Regions from separate parts of the Homo sapiens genome. Here regions 2, 3 and 4 are each linked to region 1. A link is a contact called in ENCODE Hi-C or POLR2A ChIA-PET data. All regions are on one chromosome and are shown on one strand. The core of a region is the stretch at or near the end of the contact, and the rest is flanking DNA. Distances in the headings are between cores, read along the strand shown.

Region 1 (4,960 bases), core at 709-3,208:
GAGAAAACTTCTATTATTAACCCAAGGCAACGGTTTAACACTTTAGAGCAGTCACTATGGAAGCTGCTTCACACTACCTGAGTTGAGCTTCACAGTACCTGAGCTGAAGTCAGCATAGGACAAATTTGTGGAATGCTTATGCTGGAAGGTCAGAAGGGCTCAAAAGCTTAAGAGGTCTAGCCTAACTTCTGTATTTTACAGGAAAGGAAACTAAGGACCAGATTACTTATGTGACTCTCTGAAGGCCCCCCCAGCCAGGCCTAATGTGTTTACTTTGTGTCAACAGAAACCACAACTGTAATTCTAATACAGTACAGCACATGGTAGTTACTGGTGAACAAGGTTTGAACAAAGTTGACTGAAAAAAGGCACGTCCAGCCACGCAAAAATGTCAACGCACACGTTTTGCCTTTTCAGGCTTTTGCAGAGCAGAAGAGGGTGGATAGGGCACCTAGGAAACCACTTCCCACCGGGAGGTTAGCTGTGGTATTTCAGTCCTCTCTTCTACCGGCACTCTTTGGTATCCACTCTTTGGTATCCCGGCACGAACAGCCAACACTTACCTGTTTATTGACCACAGATGGGGAGAATTCTTAAACTGTCCTTAAGTTGCTGGATTCTGGACTCCAAAAACTCTGGAGTGCCCAGAACTTTTCCTGTCTTCCTTCTCATCTTCTCCCACTGTCTCTAAGGCCTGGAACCAGGTGGCCTGAGAATACCCCCGGGGCAAAAATGCTCCACCCTGCCAATTTTCGCGGGTTAGTGTACCCACAGATTGCGAACTGCAGGTGATGGCTAGGCGACACTCTTAAACGCTCCTTCCATCAAGGACCACTCTACTCCCATTTTGGAGTTCCCAACCGGGGCTTGCTTGCAAGTGCCTTTAAGATTGCTTCTACTGGCCTTTTTTCCCCTCTCCTCTGTCGACCTACGAAATCAACAGGCCTGCCGGCCTAACGCAGGCGAATAAACGTGCGAGGCCACTGCTGAAACATAATTCAAATGAAGGCTCGGCCTTTTGTTCCTCCTAGGTCAGAGAGACCAGAAATATCTTTCTGGTAGCGTTTCTCGTCTCTCGACCCAGGCTGGCCTTATTATACAACGGATGTCCCTCGGCGTTTGCAGAAAAAGGGCCCTGGGAAGCCACTTAATTGGTTTTGGGGGAGGGGAGGACGTGGATTAATAACGATAAAAATGGAGAAGCCCAAGAAAGCGGCAAACTGGGGGCCCTGGAGGAGGGAAGCACATTCTGTCTAAAGCCCAGGCGAGCAGAAGTTCGGCTTGGGGCTGGAAGCCACAGAGGGGGCAGCTCGGCAGCGCCAGACGCCCCAGCCGACTGGGTCTTAAGGATGACGGGGCTCCCGCTCATAGGCCGGCACCCCTCGGCCCACAAATCCACGGTATCTTTATTTGCTTTTTCCCCTGGTTTCTCAGGAAACCCTGAAAACGGGGAGGGAGGCCTCACAGGGACAGCAGCCTGCGGGCCCCCCGGCGGTTTCATAGTGACCGGCTTGAGGCCTGGCCAAATCCTCCCCTTCACGCAGGGCCTCGAAGGCCGCAGGCCCCGCCCACGTGGCGGGAGGCCCGGAGCTCAGGGCGCGAGGACCGCCACACAATGGAGGCCAAGGCGGGCCCCGCGCGCCCCCGCCGCAGCAAGCCCCCCGCGCGCCACGGGCGCCGGAAGATTCCAGAACCGGCCCGCCCGGTTGGGGGAGGGGAGAGGAATGCGGATCCCCGAGCTCGTCGGGCCGCGGCGGGTGCCTCAACCCCCTCTCGGCAACTCCACTCAGTCTTCCCAGCCAAGCCCAGAGACGAACGACCCCCAGTTTGGGCGTTCCGGCTACCGCCGGCGCGACCGCAGTTCCACCATACTCACCCGTGGACGCCATTTTCTCTCCTTCCTCCTCGTTCTCTCAACGTCCGTCTCCCTCTCGCTTTCCCTCTAGGCGCCGCACTGCGCAGGCGCAAATCTCGCAACCCCGGGCGCGACCATCGGGCCAGGCCACGGGGGTGGGGTCAGGAGGGATGAACCACCGCTTACTCGTTCTTCGCGTCCGCAACTCTTGTCCCAGTCCTCTCTAAAGAGCGCCCGACGTGACACTCGGGCCAAAATAGCATCTAAGGGGCCAGAGCGGGGGTGAGCGGGTCTCAGCGTGAAACCGGAGAGGCTCTCAGCACGAGACTAGGCTGTTTGGAATGGTTCCGTCCGCTGGCTCTAGGGACGGTCGCTGAAGAGTCGGCCCTGCAGGGAGACGGAGATCGGCGGGAGGGCTGGGGGAAGGGACCCGGACTAGAACAACTGCTGACTAATCCGCGGGCCGCGGGGAATGGGTGGCGCGCCAGCCGGTCGGCAGGGGTCACGCGGCCGGGTGTGCGCGGAATGGATTCAGGGTTCTCGGGTCGCGCCCGGGAGCTAGAGTCCTGACTCCCAGCCGGGGTCCCCGACCGGCCTTTCGGGGTTGCCGGGCGCGCTCTGCAGTGAGTACCCGGGACGCGTGGCCCGGGCCAGCGGGGAAGGGTCCCCAAGGCCGGTCGGCTGGGTGGGAGGCCTCGAACGCCGTGCCTGGCCCCGAGACCCTATCCCCGGTAACGGTCGAGGTGGAGCAGGCCCTTTAATCATCCCTCATCCGATATCCTTGTTTCTACAGAAGGGGAAACTGAGGCCCAAGGAAATTGAGTATCTCTGCAAAGTCACCAGCTGAGTTCGAACCAGACAGATCCTGGGACCCCCTACTCTATCCGCCACCGGAAGAATCTCCGTCCTTGTCTTTCCATTCTGCCCTCCCGGCTTCCCAGTAAGGTAGGCAGGGCCTGGTGGTGCACTGCCCCGTTTCATAGATTGAAGAAAGTGAGGTCCAGGGGGCTCAAGTCCCAGTTCCGAGTGTCCACGGGTAAGCCCTTCACCCTTGCTAAGGTGCCCAGAGCTGGGGAATGGTTGTGAGGTGTCGATGCAGGAGGAGGTTTACGGTGGGTGCCTTGGCCCCAAACCCTGCCTCCAGGCAAGGCTGACCCTGCCCACCTTCCTGGACCTCTAGCCCCAGCCCCCTAGGTGGATGCCCGGGTCCGCGAAGGGCAGGGTTCACCTTCAAATCCCTCGGCAGGACCAGGAGCCAAGCTAGTGTCCTTTTTTCAGTGAACATATATAAAGCACTGGCTGTGTGCTGTGAATACCCTGGGGAATGTGGGGTTGGATCAGAGGAGCCATGAGCTCAGACCACCTGCCTAGGGAGACAGACTGGCCAAGCTGTGCTCCTAAGGATAAGATCCATGATGTTAGGGGGCCAGAGGAGGGGAAGGGATATTTGAGCTGGGCTTCCAAGGGTGAAATAGGAGTTTGCCTGCTGGCAAAATGGAGGGAAGGACAATGCAGGCAGAGGAGCTTTCCACATTTTTCCTGCAGGAAACTGGTAGATGTGGAGAAGGCGCTTGGCAGGGGAGCAAATTAGGCAGCCTTCTTGTCTCTCTGGGATCCTGCTTCCTGCCCTGAATCAGCTCAGTGGGAGTCCTGGGACCGAGAGGCCTGACCAGGGGTGAAGACCTACAGGCCCTGGAGGACAGGCTGGATGCAAGAGAACAGCACGGGGGAGAAGGCCTTGCTTTGGTGGGCAGGGAAAGGCCATGTTTGAGGGCCAAAGCTGGGACCAGCTAGGCTGGAGCAGCCACCTCCATATTGAGGCCTTCTCGATGGGCCAGTTGGTGGCTACAGACGCCTGCCATGATTAGTGCGGATTGCTATGGTTTATGGAGGAAGAGTTGTGGGCCAGGGCCTGCCTTAGCCTATTCCTTTTTATTTCATCATACTCTGAGGAAAAGAATTTATGAATTTCCATTTTACAGATGAGAAAGGAGAGGCTCATCTGTAAAATGAGGCTCATCTGTAAAAAGATGAGGTTGGAAACTTGCCTCAGGACACAGAGCAGAAAGAGGTGGAGCGCATACTGTACCCTTCCTGTGGAAAGGGGAGCCAGGGCCAGAGGGGCTGTGCCAGTAAGGAAGCAGGAGGAGGCTTACAGTGGATGGGTTCACCCTCAAAGGGGATGTCTCAGTCGCAGGTCTCTGAGTATGGCTCAAGATGTGGGACTTCTGCCCATCTGCCCTACCCCTTACCCTGTCGGCTTGCCCATTGTCTGGCCCCACCCCAGGGTCAAGGGCAACTGAAACCATCTGGAGCATTAAGGCTGGGAACAGGGGAGGGGAGGAAGGAGGGAGGTAGTAGTCTGAGGGAAGGGGGAGGACAGAAGAGGGCTAGAGATGGCCCTGAATTCGCCCTGGGGGGTGAGGGCCTGAACCCCTCTTTTTGGGAGTTCAGGGCCTATCAGGACTCAGAAGTCTCTATGCCTGTCCCCTGCCAGTCCTTAAACAGAGGTGAGTGGAATGGTAAGATGGCTTATGAGCGCATGGGTTAGGGTCTGAGCTCCACTAAGGCCAAGCTGCTGGGCCTGCGTCTCCAGCCTGTTTCCACCTCTGTAAAATAGGGCTGTTGATAAGGTGCTTGAGAGGGTATTGGTGAGATAAAAGCTCCAGTAATAACTTGTTATTGTTTTCTTTTATCCCCAGCACACAGCCCCAGGACCACCCTTGACCGTCCTCAACCAAGCGATGCATGCCAGGGGCCCCCATGGCCAACTGTCCCCAGCACTGCCTCTGGCCTCCTCAGTCCTGATGCTGCTGATGAGCACCCTGTGGCTGGTGGGGGCCGGCCCCGGCCTGGTCCTGGCCCCGGAGCTGTTGCTGGACCCCTGGCAGGGTGAGGGCCAGCCACGTGGACCTTGGAGGAAGCAGGAGACTTGCTGTAGGGCCTGGGCCCACTTGGCAGGAGCAGCACAAGGCCTCCAGGGGTCAAACAGGGATGGGGCCCAGTGTCCCGGGAAAGCATGGCCTTAGACAGGAGCATGCCCAGCACATCCACAGCCAAGAAGGGAGGCAGAGGACTCCCTAGGGTGGGCTGGAACCTATGGGT
Region 2 (4,960 bases), core at 1,309-3,808, 2.8 Mb after region 1:
CAGCAATAATAATGACAACATTTATTGCCTTGTATACAGCAGGCAAGCATTTAACTAAACAGCTTCAATTCTCAAAACTATAGGATATACACATTATCTCCATTTCACAGATAAAGAAACTGAGGATCAGAATTAAGTGCCAAAAGACATACAGCTGTAAGGGGCGGGCGGCGTTAGAACCCAGCAAGTTATCCCTCTGTGAAGCAAAATGTCCTCAAATGAGGACTGATTCTCTTTTCTGCCCCACAATCCCTACCATTGGCCAAGTGGTACCCACCTAGTGCTGAACTCCAGAAATCAGAGATAAACAGGTCCTTCCTGTTGAGAAAAAAAATGGCACAGTCATGTCCCACCCATCTCAGGGCTGCCCCAACAGTAACTTTCCTGATCATGACCTGAATGCTTACAGAATGAGGTGCCCTGCAATGCAGGGCCCACCCTTACCAAGTGATAGGAGGGGGATATATGTTGAATATGTCCAGAGCCAGAGCACATACTGCTGGGGCTCAGAGACTGCAGGAGAGAGTATGCTGGAGGAGGTCCTTGATTCCCAGAGAGAGATCTGGGTCTATTCTCAGTCTACAACAGAGCCTAGCATAGAATTGCAGCTCAATAAATGGTTGTTAAGTGCTCAGAATTAGCCTTTCTGAGCTTTAGTTTCCTCATCTCTAAAATGGGGATAAAAATCATTCCCAACACGGAGGAGTTTAGAGGCATAAAATGGGTTAACATTCTTAGCCCAGTGTCTGGCACATAGCAGGTACTCAACAAATGGTATTTGTTATTATAAATAGTTTTAAGGGGAAAGTAAAGAGACAAAACCAAGTGTCTGGGCTTTCTTTATTCAAGTCAACTGGTTTTACAGACCCAGAGCAAAAGAAAGTCAACAGTGAATTAAAATGAACTGGATTTAAACTGACAAGCCACAGCCAGAGACAGTGATTATGGGGTTCAGAAAGGAGTACAGAGAATTGAAAGTCGGCCCAGAGGCTGCTGCACGTTTCTCACAGAGGGTAGAGAGTTCTGATGTACACAGGAATGCTTTATGAACTGGTAAATGCGTACACAGATATGCGTGTAAAATGCTGGCTCAATCTCTACTCAGAGCGATGGTGATTGCACCACACTTGGGTGTTGGGAGAAGCAAGGAGCTCCTGGGGAATACTGAAGCAGTTGAGGAGATCGTGACAGTGTCAAGGGATATGAAAAATGCCTTGAGTTTTCCAAACCCCTAGGCACATTCACTCTCACTGGCATCCTCTGAGAGCTTAAAAATAATCGCAGGTGCTTTTTATTCAGGCTGAGCCAAATGGTCAGCAACTTTCTCTTCAGAGGTAAACTCTGGGACATTACTGCCTCTTGACCCTAATTCTAGGGGAGAGGAGCACACAAAATTAATCTAATTTCTCCCCTTGTGACGGCCCTTCGGATGCTGATCTTAAGTGCTAACTAAAGCTGTTATTTATTGAGCCTAAACAAAACTGCGAATAAAGATAATAATACTAAATAACAATAATAAGTAACATTTATTGAGTGTTTCCTCTGTATTAGGCACTCTCTATGTACTTTCTAAGGTACAGAGCAAGGTATGTGAGAATCTGGGCTGGGATAAGCAACAAGCATAATGGAAAGCTGGAAGCACTGGTTTTTGTCACAAAGACCTGGGTTTGAAATCTGGTTCCACACATTTTCTTTGTCTCTTTGAGAATCAGTGAGCTACCAGGGTCCTAGTATGCCTGCAATGTTTAACATAAAGTGTGTAGAATGATTAAGCTAATGTCAGGCACATAGCAGCTGCCTGATGATAGCAGTCACGTGTTCATGTTGCTTCCCTCGTGTCACCACCACCAATAATATCAACATCGGCATAATATTAATAGCAAACACTGGCACAGTGCTTACCACGTGCCAGAAAATGGTTTCCGTTTACTAATTCATTGAATCCTCAAAACAAACCTACGTATGTACTATTTTCATCCCCATCTCACAGATGAGAAAACTGAGGCACAGAGATTATAAATTGTCCAAGGTCACGCAGCTGTAACCGTAATAAAAGGAAAGACGACCTTTAACTGAGCGCTTACTATAATCCACATCTTTAATGAGCTCGTTACCTACGTTAACTCTTCACAATAACTCCTTAAAGGGTGTGCATTATATCTCCACTCTACAGATGGGGAGACTGTGGCTCAGAATTGCCCATGGGCGCAAAGATTCCATCAGGGCCGAGCCTGCACTCACTCAGCCTCCCAGATGCGACGAAGCACGACTCCGCTGTCAGACTCGAACTCCGCCTCGGGGCCCCGGGGCGCCGCCTCTCTCCCCCGGGGCGCCGCCTCTCTCCCCCGGGGCGCCGCCTCCCTCCGCCGCGGCCGTCGAGCCGCGGAGCGCCTCTTCCGCGGAGCCGCCGCCTGCCAGGATTCCAGCGCCGCAGCTGCGGCCGCAGCCATTGGTCTCTGACGTCAGCGGCGTGCGGCGCACTCGGCACGTCATCGCCGCGCGCCGGCTTGCCAGGAGCTGGAGGGGGAGGTAGGCGGGGCGGCGCGTGACCTAAGGCCTCTCTGCCGCGCGCGCAGGTACGGGGCAGAAGTCGCAGGTACCCAGCTGCTGCCCACATTTCTGGTCCAGAGTCCCGAACCCCGAGCACTGGGATGCCTGGCTACTCCGGTGGGTGGGCGGCGCTCGGAGCGCGGGGATACCGAGGGGCGGGCCCCCAGCTTAGAGCGTGACCCGACCCCGCCTAATCCTTAGGCGTTCGCCCACCATTTCCCAGTCCCGTAGAGCTGGGGCCAGACACCGCACAGCCCTAGTGCTGTTACCAGTCGCTGCCTGCGCCCCGGGGGCTGCGCCCAGCAGCTTCCTGGCCCTTTTCCAGCCATTAGCGTCCGTTTTCCAGCCCTGCTGCCCCACTGAGGCCCCTTCCCACAGCAGTATCACCAGCCCCAGCCCCGCGTTGTTACTATTACTTCCCAGGCTACCAGATCCTTTTCTGCTCATGTTCCGACGTCTCTTCCTACTCCAGGGCCATTATTGGTCTCTTCTGGACCTTTCAGAGATAAGAGAGGACCTCGGTAGTGTAGGGCCCAGTCCTCTGGGAACAAGGGATGGGGAGTTTTAGGCTGCTGTCCTTGGTTCCAGTAACAGAGATACCCCCTCCACAGGCACCCAAATATGCTCCATAGAATACAATGAGTGTGGTCCTGTGGAGGCCCAATCCAAAATATCTAGAGCTGAGAAGAGATAGAGATTTTACAGGCCGTCAAATATTCAATGGGGGTCGTCTCTAGAGACTTTTAACAAACTGTATTGTGTACCCACAGATTGCAGAATGGTGAGCAAACATTTGAGACCATGTTGCTAAAGCATTAAGCTTGGAGAAAGTGACAGTAAGAATTAGACAATAGTTTTGAAGTGACCAAGAGGTTGTCACATGGAAGAATTAGACCTTGTTTTGTGTTTTCCTGCAGAGCGTTATCCAGACTAGCGAGTGGGAGGCAGATGTAAAATCTGGAACGCAGATTTTAGTTTGTTGGAAGGAGAAATGTAACATAGTGAACCACGCATCTCTGGAGGGTGTAAAGCAGAGACAGCCAAGGTAATTTTTGGAAAAGAGTGCAGGAGAGTAGAGTAAACGATGCCAGGGTTCCTTCCGACTCTGAAATTCCGTGATACACTGAGCTGTCTTTCTCTTGTGGAAGTTTGAAAGCCATTTGATAAAGTTCTCTTCATTTTTTAGAAATTTGCCCTGCTCTGGAATTCTGCATGTTCAGGTTACTTTTGGACTGTCAAGATGACAGTTCCTTAATTTGGGTTCCATTATTACCACAGCAACTGGTTTATTTGTATAGCTGTCCACACCTAGAGCATTTTCACCCTGTCATTTGATTTTATCTTCCGTGAAGCTTGTGGTGTGTTTCCCTTAACTGTTCGAGAAACTAAAGCCCTTACTCTGAAGTCTCTGCAAGCCTCCCTCTTTGATTTTGAAGCATGATTGTCACCCTCACAGAAAGCTCTTTTGAAATATACCATTCGTTTAATCCTGCTGGGTCACATGCTCTCTCACGAGTTGCTGAAATATCTATTCCTTGTGTTTATTTCAGAGCCAAGGCACTGATGTTTGAACTGGAAACTTCAAAACGTTTAATAAGAGTCTTCAGGATGGGTTTGAACTAGACAAGCTAGAAATTTCTTTAGAACACCAGCTCTAGCATGCATCTCCCACTTTTGGCTTTCCTGGAGAGGAGCTTGAAGAGGTGGTTCTGCAGACAGCCACAGTGATACTTAGGAAACCAGAGGAATGGATTTGACTTTTCTGCTAGGATTCTCTGTTATAGTTTCTCCCTGAGTTGTAAGAGGCATGGAAATATACATGAAACTGAAGAACCTGCAAGGAAGGGAAGTGGAACTTTCCATGCTGAGTGAAAACTAACCAAGTGGCAGTTGTGACTGAAAACACTGAAACCTACCACGTCCAGATTCACTGGATTGGGGGATAGAGGAACGGTCACAGCTAGGGAGAAAGAAGTGATACCGGAAAAGAAAACCTAAATGAAGAGAATGAGGATGACTGCACAGTAGATGGCCACCTCTACCTCCACAGAGGCAAAGTCAGCCTCGTGGTGAGTAACAAGGCCTGCCATGGCATAGCTTTTGCTGGGCTGTTGGTTAGAGTTTTGGGGTTAATTGAAAATCCCCAGCCAGATTGTGTTAATTTTATTAACATAACAATAAAAATGCCATTTTCCTCAGAGCAGCTGAATCAAGCACGTGAGCCATCGCTCTCCAAAGCTAACATGTTTTAACCTTGCAAGCCTCTCCCAATGTTTGAATGAGTCTGGCATTGCTGGGAGATTGTAGAAAAGATAGCCACAGCCTGATCATGCAGCGAGCTTTGATGATAATGTGAATATTGTAGTCTTCAATTTGCAGAGATGAGGTATGGTTGCATTTGAGAATTACA
Region 3 (4,008 bases), core at 1-2,500, 2.6 Mb after region 1:
AGTCCCCAAAATGAAGACTCTAGGCCCTGGCCTGGGGAAGGGTGACTCTATACAAAATGGCATATGCTCTGTAGACACCAGACAGGTATTTTAAGGTTTATAAGAGCTGCATCTACTTGTGCAAACTACTGTAGCTATAAGGCTATATTTTTTTAAGAACTGAAACCAAATGCAGACTATGAGGAGTGAAGATATGCCCAATGGCCAAAACCTTGCAAGACTGGCTATACTTCTGACCCCACCTTGGTGGGTACCACTGCTCCATCAGGCCTGGTCCACACCAGAGCCCTGGCACCTCCTTTAGAAAACTACCATCTTTACCGACTTCTGATTGTTCTGACTCAGAGCAGCCACCACGCCCAAAATTGTTAGCTATGCTTTTCCCTGTGTTAGTCAAGTTCAAACCTGTGTTAGCCAAGTTCAAACCTGTGTTAGCCAAGTTCAAAGCTGTGTTAGCCCCTTCCCAGCCATGCCGACATCCAAGCTGTTAACAGTAACGAGGAATGTTAGACCTGTTGTTAGTCAGAAAAAAATCCACAAACCATTAGTTTCTGCTGAAAGGAACAGACCAGGAAGGCAGGAGTTAGTCAAGGTGAAGGAAAGGTTAATTAAGAACCGGTCAGGGCCAGGCCAGGAGCCTGGAACCCCCAGACAGGGCCAGGTTGGTTGTTAGTGGTCAGCCCCTGGGGCAGTCAGGGTGAGGCAGGGATTAGCTGGGTGAGAGCAAGAGTTAGCGCAAGGGAGCCAGAGATTAGCCCAAAGAAACCAAGGTGCCTACTGGAGGTGAGGCATGAAATCACCCCCAGGTGTGGCCCCGGCTTAGCGGCTGGCGGGCTCTGGGGGAGGCTGGCTGAGGCAGTGACGTCCGTGGGAACAGAGAGCCAGAGATGCATTCCTGGCCGGCCTGAGCATCTGCGGGAACCCTGTGAGCCCCTGAGGTTCACTTCTTGCTCCCCACTTCTCTCTCCTGCAAACTCCGAGCCCGGGGTAAAGCTGCTTCCCCTCCCCACACCCCTTTTCAACCCGACAACTAACGCCCTCTAGCTTCCGGGAATGGGACGGATCTTTCCCAAGGACTTCCGGTCACGGCCCCACGTCTACTTACGGTGGGGGAAACCGGCCTCTCTCGGCTCCAGAGAGGGGAGACGGCTCTCTAGCTGACTTCCTGTGTGGGAAAGAGTCCTCTCACTGACTTCCGGTGTCAGAAATGTCCCTCTTTCCGGCCTTCAAATATGAGAAATGTTTCTCTGGCCGACTTCCTGTGTACTAAATACTCCACTCAGTGGTTTTTAGCGTAGGAAAGACCCGCTTCATTGACTTCCGGTGTAAGAAAGGCTCCGCTTTCTGACTTCCGGTGTGGGACACGCCCCTCTGCTAATTTCCGGTGAGGGGCACGCCCCCTCCTGCCTTCCTCGTGGGATACGCCCCCCTCGTGACTTCCTGTGCAGGACAGCTTCTATCCCCGTCACTTAACAATGGAGAGGATTCTTCCCCAGCTTCCTTCCAGAGGACACAAAAGCTCAGAGCTCCACAGTCTAGAGTCTAGACCAACAGGCCTCCACACTCACGTCCCAGAGATTTCCCTGGTCCCACCTACTCCCAGTGGCAACCAGACTTCTGCACATAGGAGAGATGTCATACTCAGAGTCCAGCCTCCCACATCCACAGGACCACCTCTTCCTCCTCTGAGTCTTGTTAATAGGGCCATCCCCTGCCTTAGACCTGGCCCAGTGGACTCTGATCTTACAGCCAATATGGGGCAGCAAAGTGGGACATCTGTCTACAGGGCCAGTAGCCCCAGGTCATCTGCTTGCCAAAAGGAGGGGGACCAGCCCCCGGGGGGAGCCCAGAGCTCGGCAGGGCTGGGGTTAGTAAGAAGAGAAAACAGGGTTAGTAGGGGCTGGGTTAGTAAGTCAGAGCACAGCACCAGCGGACAGGGCACCTCAGCAGACACACACAGGAGTCGCTAAGAGAAAAGGAAGAACGCACGCAGGTCCGTTAGTTTGTTAAGGGATGATCGGGGTGCAGTTGAGGCACCCCAGGGGTTAGACGGGTTAGTAATCGAACAAAAGAGCTGCCTACAGAAAAGAAAGCTGAGACGGAGGAAGAATGTGGGGAAGTGACATGGATTCAAAGCCAAGTGTCTTGCCCCAGGCAGAAGGATCTGTGTGCAGAACACCCAGAGAGGCCAGGGCCTAGGCAGCAGACGTGTTCAACCAGGTTTGAGGGGCCTTCCTCCATCCTCATACTTTTTTTTTTTTTAGGTGTCTGCCATGTGCTGAGACCCTTATATTGACGGGAATCCTCACTGCAACCTGTAAGGTATCAGAACTCGCATTCTACCACTGAGGAAACTGAGGTTGAGAGAAGTGAGGTGACTTACTCAAACTCACTCAACAGGAAGTGGCAGAGTTGGTGAGTCTTATTTGCATTCTCTGTCCTGGAACGTGGGTCTGCACAAAGATCCCAGCCCATAGGCAGAGCCTTCTGGAGCCTTGGCTGCCCCCATATCCCAGCCCCTTGAAAGGCCCATGAGCTGCACAGTTAGTAGGATCTGGCTGCGGGGGGGTGGTTAGTAGGGCATGCTCGGGCCTGGTTAGTGGGTTAGTTGGTTGGCAGAAGGCCAGGCACCTCGTCACACGCCACAGCGTCCCGGCTGAGCCCTGGGTTAGTAGGTTAATCACACCATGCAACACTGCCCCGGCCCCTCCAGCTGCAGCTTCAGAGGCCTCCCGCCCCCACCAGCCAGGGAGTGGGGCCTGACCAGGGCAGGGGGTCTAACTCTAAGCCCCCCAGCCCCATCAAAATCAACCCTAACCACATGGACCCTGCCCAAAAGCATGTTGCTTCCCTATTTATTGGCTGTGGGTCTCAGAGCACCCCCTGCAAATATTTCAGCTCCCCTGAAAATGGACCCTACTTGTCCTAGACAGAAACCCCCTGCCTGGTTCTGGTCAGCCCCTTCCCAGAGGGCTGGATCCTGTTACACTCTGACAGACACACGCACACCCGCATCTCTCCGCAAAAGATCTGACAACCGTGCTTAGTAGACATCTCTTCCATCACCGACTGTCAGGCCTCTAGTTTCTCCAACTATTGGCCTGCCCTCCCACCATTAGAAAAAAAAAAAACGCATCAAGCTGGCCTGGCTCCTGGAACCAAGTTGAGACTCCCCCACGCCCACCCGGTCTGCTTCCTTTTCAGCCAATGCTACAAAGCACCTAAGTGTACCCTAATTATGCCATCTTCTATCACTGCTGTACTTTTCCCATAGAAACCCCAGCCTAGCATCTCCCACAGTTCTAAACGATGTTCCATGAGAAAAAGATTCTACGGCCATAAAAGTCAAGGAACACTTCATCCTATGCCCTGTCCCTGAGTATTTGAAATTGCCATTAGCATTTTAAAGGTTCTGATAAGTCCTGCACTACTTCAGTAGTGCAGCGGAATTTGAATTAGAACCTGCTTTTTTTTTTTTTTTTTTTTTTTTAAGGAGCAATGACATTTCCTAGAAGTTACTTTAAGAATTTCCCTAGAGGGTCGGGTATCATCTCAGCCAGATCTTTCTCATCCTTCAAGGCCCTGTTTGGTACAGCTTGCTAGGAAGCTGTTCCAGACTGCAGCAGCCCTCTCTGGGGTCTCTCTACCACTTCCCAGGCACTCAGAACTTGTGCCTCAGTAGACTGTTTTGTGGCACTGTCCCATTCTCTGATTCTCCATGTGAGCTGGTTTTATCCCATCCAGCATGGCTGTGAAATCCTAAAGGTTCAAACCCCAGCCACTCTTCACCTATATTTCCCCCAAATGGCTAGCACGGGAAAGGGCCCAAAGTAGGTGCTCAGTGCTGATGAGAGAGTAGAATTTAAATACCCCAGGAAGCATTGTGAGTTACTACGGAGGCCATGAAATGCTGCCACCTCCCCAAGCTGATTAAAGAGTGATACTAGGAAAATAGGTAGGGAAGGGCTAATCAGAAATGCCTCTGGTTCAGAAGATGCTGAGTTTTAA
Region 4 (4,960 bases), core at 1,728-4,227, 2.1 Mb before region 1:
AAAAAAAAAAAAGACATGTTCTGCAAGCATGCCTTAAGTTACATAATGGATTCCTAGGAGCCTGAGAGATGGGCAAGACTGAGAGTAATGGATGAAGTAGAGAGGTTACTCCCACCCCCACAATCACACTGCCAAGGCGACATTTGGAAAAAAGCTCCCAGGTGGGATCAGAACGGCGTCTGGACTGTCTCTGGCCACTTCCCCAAGGTGGGATCCTGGACCACTCTGGCTCCTTGAACCTCAGGCTTCCTATCTGCAAAACAGGGCTGATGCACGTTCCCTGTTTTCCTCAGAGCACCACCTTCTGAACCCACCTTCACCGGGTGAATCCGCTGGAATGGGGCCAGTCATGGCACCTTGTTTTCTAAGCATAGCAGACAGAGAGTCAGTTCCTGGTTCAAGTGGAGCCATGGACGGGTGACAGGTTTCAGAAGCCACTGGTGAGAAAGGGGCAGTTAACCAGTTTGAATCCTGGCTCCATCACTATCTGTGTGGCCTTGGGCAGGTCACTCACCTTCCCCAGTTCCAATGGTTGAATAGGAATATCTGTACCTACTATGGAGAAACGATGTGTGTATACACTGGACACTCAGAGCAAACCTCTTTTTCTTTTCTTTCTTCTTCTTTTTTTTTTTTTTGAAACAGTTTTGCTCTTGTTGCCCAGGCTAGAGTGCAATGGCGCGATCTCGGCTCACCGCAACTCCGCCTCCCGGGTTCAAGTGATTCTCCTGCCTCAGCCTCCCCAGTAGCTCGGATTATAGGCATGTGCCACCACGCCCGGCTAATTTTGTATTTTTTTTTTTTTTGAGACGGAGTTTCGCTCTTGTTGCCCAGGCTGTAGTGCAATGGCACGATCTCGGCTCACGGCAACCTCCGCCTCCCAGGTTCAAGCGATTCTCCTGCCTCAGCCTCTCTAGTAGCTGAGATTACAGGCATGTGCCACCACGCCCGGCTAATTTTGTATTTTTAGTAGAGACGGGGTTTCTCCATGTTGGTCAGGCTGGTCTAGAACTCCCGACCTCAGGTGATCCGCCTGCCTCGACCTCCCAAAGTGCTGGGATTACAGGCATGAGCCACTGCGCCCGGCCTAGTTTTGTATTTTTAGTAGAGATGGGGTTTCTCCGTGTTGGTCAGACTGGTCTCGAACTCCCGACCTCAGGTGATCCGCCCGCCTCAGCCTCCCAAAGTGCTGGGATAACAGGCGTGAGCCACCGCGCCCGGCCCCTTTCTCTTTCTCTGTGGATGTTCCCAGCAGCTCTCTCAAAAATAAAACGTGCCAGTTCCCAAAATCCGCCCAAGAAAGCTGTGGCTCAGAGAGGGAGGCACTAGCCTAAGGTGACAGTGAGTCTGGGCTTAGAACACAGATCTCCTGGCTTCGTGTCCAGGGAACTTTCTTCATGCCTCTAATTCATTCTCTCCAACAGGAGTTTGGCATGTACTATGCCCTAGAGCGGAGGTGTGCAGGACAGGTGCTGCTGTCCCTGTGCACAGGTTAAGAAACAGTTTAACTGAATCTCAGGGAGGCCAAGTGACTAAGCACCAGGACACGAAACCAGAAGGCAGAGGTCTCGATTTTGAACTCGGATCATCCGCCAGGGCAACGCCCGGAAGCCTCAGGGCGCGCGTGGCTGGGCGCGAGCTCGGCGCGCAGCGGTGGGAATCCCGAGCGGAGTTGGAAGCCGGGCCCGTTCATTTGCATGCTAATACCCAGAATGCTTTTCCCCCGCACACCGCTTCTCTTAATGGAAGCGCTCAGTTTGGAACCGTGGAAAGTTTGGAACACATACTTCGCTGCCTCTTTGCAACTGTGGGAACTTCCCGCCCGCACACGCGGCGCCTGCAGCCTGGGGCTCCGCGCCAGGCGGCCCAAAGGCAGCCGCCAGCGCTTCCTGGGAAGACAAACCTTGGTGTACAACTCTAGCGTGGTAGCATCCCCGGGCGGGCCGGGGACAAAGCGCCGAGGCCTGGCGGCAGGGCCCATTACCAGAGCACCCGGCGTCTCACAGGGCTGCGGGCGCTGGGGATGCTCCGGGCTTGGAGAGGCCTGAGGGTGTCCCCGACTCCTCCGGCACCCCCACTTCCCTGAGGATTGCTGGGGCTTCCGGGGGTCCCTGCCCCGTCCATCGCCCTCATATTGTCGCCTCCCGGAGCTGGTGACTTCACGCTCCCCGGGGACAAAGCTCGGCGTGCTGTGGTTTGGGGGAGAAGCTGGACGCTGGCTTCATCTCTCCAGCTCTTCCGGGCGCGCAGCCCATCAGATCGATCAATGTACCGGGTGCAGAAGCAGCTCCGGAGGTTCGGCCTGTCTCCGGCCAGGACCCCGGGCCCTCTCTGGTGTTTGAAGCAGGGAGGCGGTCGCAGGCGACTTCTGGGAATTTCACGCATGAAAGCGGGGCTCCGAAGGGTGGACGACGCCCGCTCGACCTGCGAGTGCGCTTCGCAGGCTGGGGGGCCCGGATCCGCACCCCTCAGTTCCTGCCCCCCCACCCTGCTAGCCGCCACTCTCAGCGGGCAGGGGAGGGGCAGTGGGAGCTGGTTTGCTGGCTCGGCGCTTCGTTTGCATTGGTCCGGGGGGGCTGAGACTGCAGCCCCCGGCCCCGCGGGCGGGGTGGGGAGGCGGGGGCCGGACGGGGGCTCAGGCTGCTCTAGCATTGGCGGATCTGGGGAATGGGGAGGGGGGGCAGGAAGCGGGGGGAGCGGACTGCGGGGGGGGGGTGTATAAATAGGGAAGGGGGGACGTGCATCCTCGTCTTGGTGAGGGGGGGGCGCTCGGCACAAAGAAAGTGTAAAGTTTGCAGCGCCAGGCGGCCCGGGCTAGGCATCCGGGCGCGCACGTGCAAGGCCGGGGACGCCGGGGCCCCCACTCTGAGCTCGCCGTTTCTTTTTTTTCTGCAAGCGAGAGGGGGGGTGTTGTTGGTATCGCCCCCTCCTTCTCCTCCCCCCAGGGGTGAAAGTGCAAGAGGAAGTGCAGCCGCTGCCATCTTTCCTCCGCTCCGAACACACGGAGCCCGGGGCCGCACAGCCGCCGCTCCGCCGCCGCCTTCTCCCGGCCTGAGGAAGGGCCTACTCTGCCGCCGCCGCCGCCCGCCCGCTCCAGCCGCCGCCGCCGCCGCCACCGCCCTCCAGGCTCCGGGACCCGGCCCGCGCCACCGCCCCCGTGCGCGCCCCGCCGCCGCCGCCTTCGCCTTCGCCTTTTGTTTCCTCCGCTCCGGCGCCCCCGCCCCGGCTCGCGCTTTGCAGGGGACGCAGCGCGCGCCCCCAGCGGGCCCGGGAAAAGCCGCGGCGCGCGCGCGCGCCTGCGCGGCGGACCCCTCCTTCTCCTCCCCGCGTGCGCGTGCCCTTCTTGGCTGCGCGCCGGCGCCGCCTGGCGGGCGGGAGGGGAGGTGGCAGGCGCGTTTGCAGGAGGGGCGCACCTCTTCGCTCGCGCACCCCCCCGGAAGGTAGACCGGGAAGGGGAGGCGGGCGGGCGGAGAGGAGAGAGTGGCGCGCAGTCCAGCGAGGGCGGGGGTTGGCTATGTGGGGGGTGGTGCACCCCGCAGTCTAGACAGTCTGATCCGGGCTGGGGGCGTGTACACTCGGCGCACCTGCGAGACTACAGAGCCTCGGGCCGGCACGTGTGGGGAGTGTGGACACGTCTGCTGCGCCCCGCTTCTCGCTGCTGAGGGGAAGGGAGGGGGCGGGCAGGTGCAGCGGCCGGGCTAGTGGGAGGGGGCGGCGGCCATGGAGCGGGTGAACGACGCTTCGTGCGGCCCGTCTGGCTGCTACACATACCAGGTGAGCAGACACAGCACGGAGATGCTGCACAACCTGAACCAGCAGCGCAAAAACGGCGGGCGCTTCTGCGACGTGCTCTTGCGGGTAGGCGACGAGAGCTTCCCAGCGCACCGCGCCGTGCTGGCCGCCTGCAGCGAGTACTTTGAGTCGGTGTTCAGCGCCCAGTTGGGCGACGGCGGAGCTGCGGACGGGGGTCCGGCTGATGTAGGGGGCGCGACGGCAGCACCAGGCGGCGGGGCCGGGGGCAGCCGGGAGCTGGAGATGCACACTATCAGCTCCAAGGTATTTGGGGACATTCTGGACTTCGCCTACACTTCCCGCATCGTGGTGCGCTTGGAGAGCTTTCCCGAACTCATGACGGCCGCCAAGTTCCTGCTGATGAGGTCGGTTATCGAGATCTGCCAGGAAGTCATCAAACAGTCCAACGTACAGATCCTGGTACCCCCTGCCCGCGCCGATATAATGCTCTTTCGCCCCCCTGGGACCTCGGACTTGGGCTTCCCTTTGGACATGACCAACGGGGCAGCCTTGGCAGCCAACAGCAATGGCATCGCCGGCAGCATGCAGCCAGAGGAGGAGGCAGCTCGGGCGGCTGGTGCAGCCATTGCAGGCCAAGCCTCTTTGCCTGTGTTACCTGGGGTGGACCGCTTGCCCATGGTGGCTGGACCCCTATCCCCCCAACTGCTGACTTCCCCATTCCCCAGTGTGGCATCCAGTGCCCCTCCCCTGACTGGCAAGCGAGGCCGGGGCCGCCCAAGGAAGGCCAACCTGCTGGACTCAATGTTTGGGTCCCCAGGGGGCCTGAGGGAGGCAGGCATCCTTCCATGCGGTCTATGTGGTAAGGTGTTCACTGATGCCAACCGGCTCCGGCAGCACGAGGCCCAGCACGGTGTCACCAGCCTCCAGCTGGGCTACATCGACCTTCCTCCTCCGAGGCTGGGTGAGAATGGGCTACCCATCTCTGAAGACCCCGACGGCCCCCGAAAGAGGAGCCGGACCAGGAAGCAGGTGGCTTGTGAGATCTGCGGCAAGATCTTCCGTGATGTGTATCATCTTAACCGGCACAAGCTGTCCCACTCTGGGGAGAAGCCCTACTCCTGCCCTGTGTGTGGGTTGCGGTTCAAGAGAAAAGACCGCATGTCCTACCATGTGCGGTCCCATGATGGGTCCGTGGGCAAGCCTTACA

Evidence for each region. A loop is a pair of places that touch in the nucleus more often than their neighbours do. ChIA-PET counts read pairs that join two places held with the same protein, here RNA polymerase II (POLR2A). Pooled maps may share reads with other maps.
Region 2: a map of CD8-positive, alpha-beta T cell shows a loop between it and region 1 (10-fold over the local background). The contact joins the promoter of HPS4 here to the promoter of EWSR1 in region 1. A Hi-C loop is called at or near these places in 1 of 168 maps with a recorded cell type or tissue (CD8-positive, alpha-beta T cell) and 6 of 50 pooled maps. POLR2A ChIA-PET finds 5 or more read pairs at or near these places in 1 of 52 experiments (H1).
Region 3: a loop to region 1 is called in a map of CD4-positive, alpha-beta memory T cell, with 10 times the contacts of the local background. The contact joins the promoter of MIATNB here to the promoter of EWSR1 in region 1. A Hi-C loop is called at or near these places in 1 of 168 maps with a recorded cell type or tissue (CD4-positive, alpha-beta memory T cell), 2 of 37 single-sample maps with no recorded cell type and 11 of 50 pooled maps.
Region 4: a map of CD4-positive, alpha-beta T cell shows a loop between it and region 1 (5-fold over the local background). The contact joins the promoter of PATZ1 here to the promoter of EWSR1 in region 1. A Hi-C loop is called at or near these places in 1 of 168 maps with a recorded cell type or tissue (CD4-positive, alpha-beta T cell) and 7 of 50 pooled maps. POLR2A ChIA-PET finds 5 or more read pairs at or near these places in 2 of 52 experiments (CD4-positive, alpha-beta T cell and CD8-positive, alpha-beta memory T cell).

The regions. Positions count from the first base shown.
Region 1 is chr22:29,265,266-29,270,225 of GRCh38, reverse strand. It overlaps EWSR1 (EWS RNA binding protein 1), which reads right to left and starts at 1,958. Exons shown (of 17, transcript NM_005243.4): 1 at 1,877-1,958. The coding sequence starts at 1,889. It overlaps RHBDD3 (rhomboid domain containing 3), which reads left to right and starts at 2,245. Exons shown (of 7, transcript NM_012265.3): 1 at 2,245-2,478; 2 at 2,649-2,800; 3 at 4,558-4,747. The coding sequence starts at 4,600. RefSeq lists enhancers at 361-410, 1,873-1,932, 2,043-2,102, 1,495-2,366 and a silencer at 1,613-1,702.
Region 2 is chr22:26,481,381-26,486,340 of GRCh38, reverse strand. It overlaps HPS4 (HPS4 biogenesis of lysosomal organelles complex 3 subunit 2), which reads left to right and starts at 2,558. Exons shown (of 14, transcript NM_022081.6): 1 at 2,558-2,667; 2 at 4,101-4,619. The coding sequence starts at 4,579. It overlaps SRRD (SRR1 domain containing), which reads right to left and starts at 2,464. Exons shown (of 7, transcript NM_001013694.3): 1 at 2,242-2,464; 2 at 278-318. The coding sequence starts at 2,450. RefSeq lists a silencer at 2,281-2,370 and an enhancer at 2,391-2,510.
Region 3 is chr22:26,670,085-26,674,092 of GRCh38, reverse strand. It overlaps MIATNB (MIAT neighbor), which reads right to left and starts at 1,250. Exons shown (of 6, transcript NR_110543.1): 1 at 1,106-1,250. MIAT (myocardial infarction associated transcript) reads right to left here. Exons shown (of 5, transcript NR_033320.3): 5 at 1-4,008.
Region 4 is chr22:31,344,363-31,349,322 of GRCh38, reverse strand. It overlaps PATZ1 (POZ/BTB and AT hook containing zinc finger 1), which reads left to right and starts at 2,977. Exons shown (of 5, transcript NM_014323.3): 1 at 2,977-4,960. The coding sequence starts at 3,721. LINC01521 (long intergenic non-protein coding RNA 1521) reads right to left here and starts at 2,564. Exons shown (of 1, transcript NR_120386.1): 1 at 1-2,564. RefSeq lists silencers at 2,472-2,691, 2,742-2,811, 3,182-3,601, 4,152-4,221.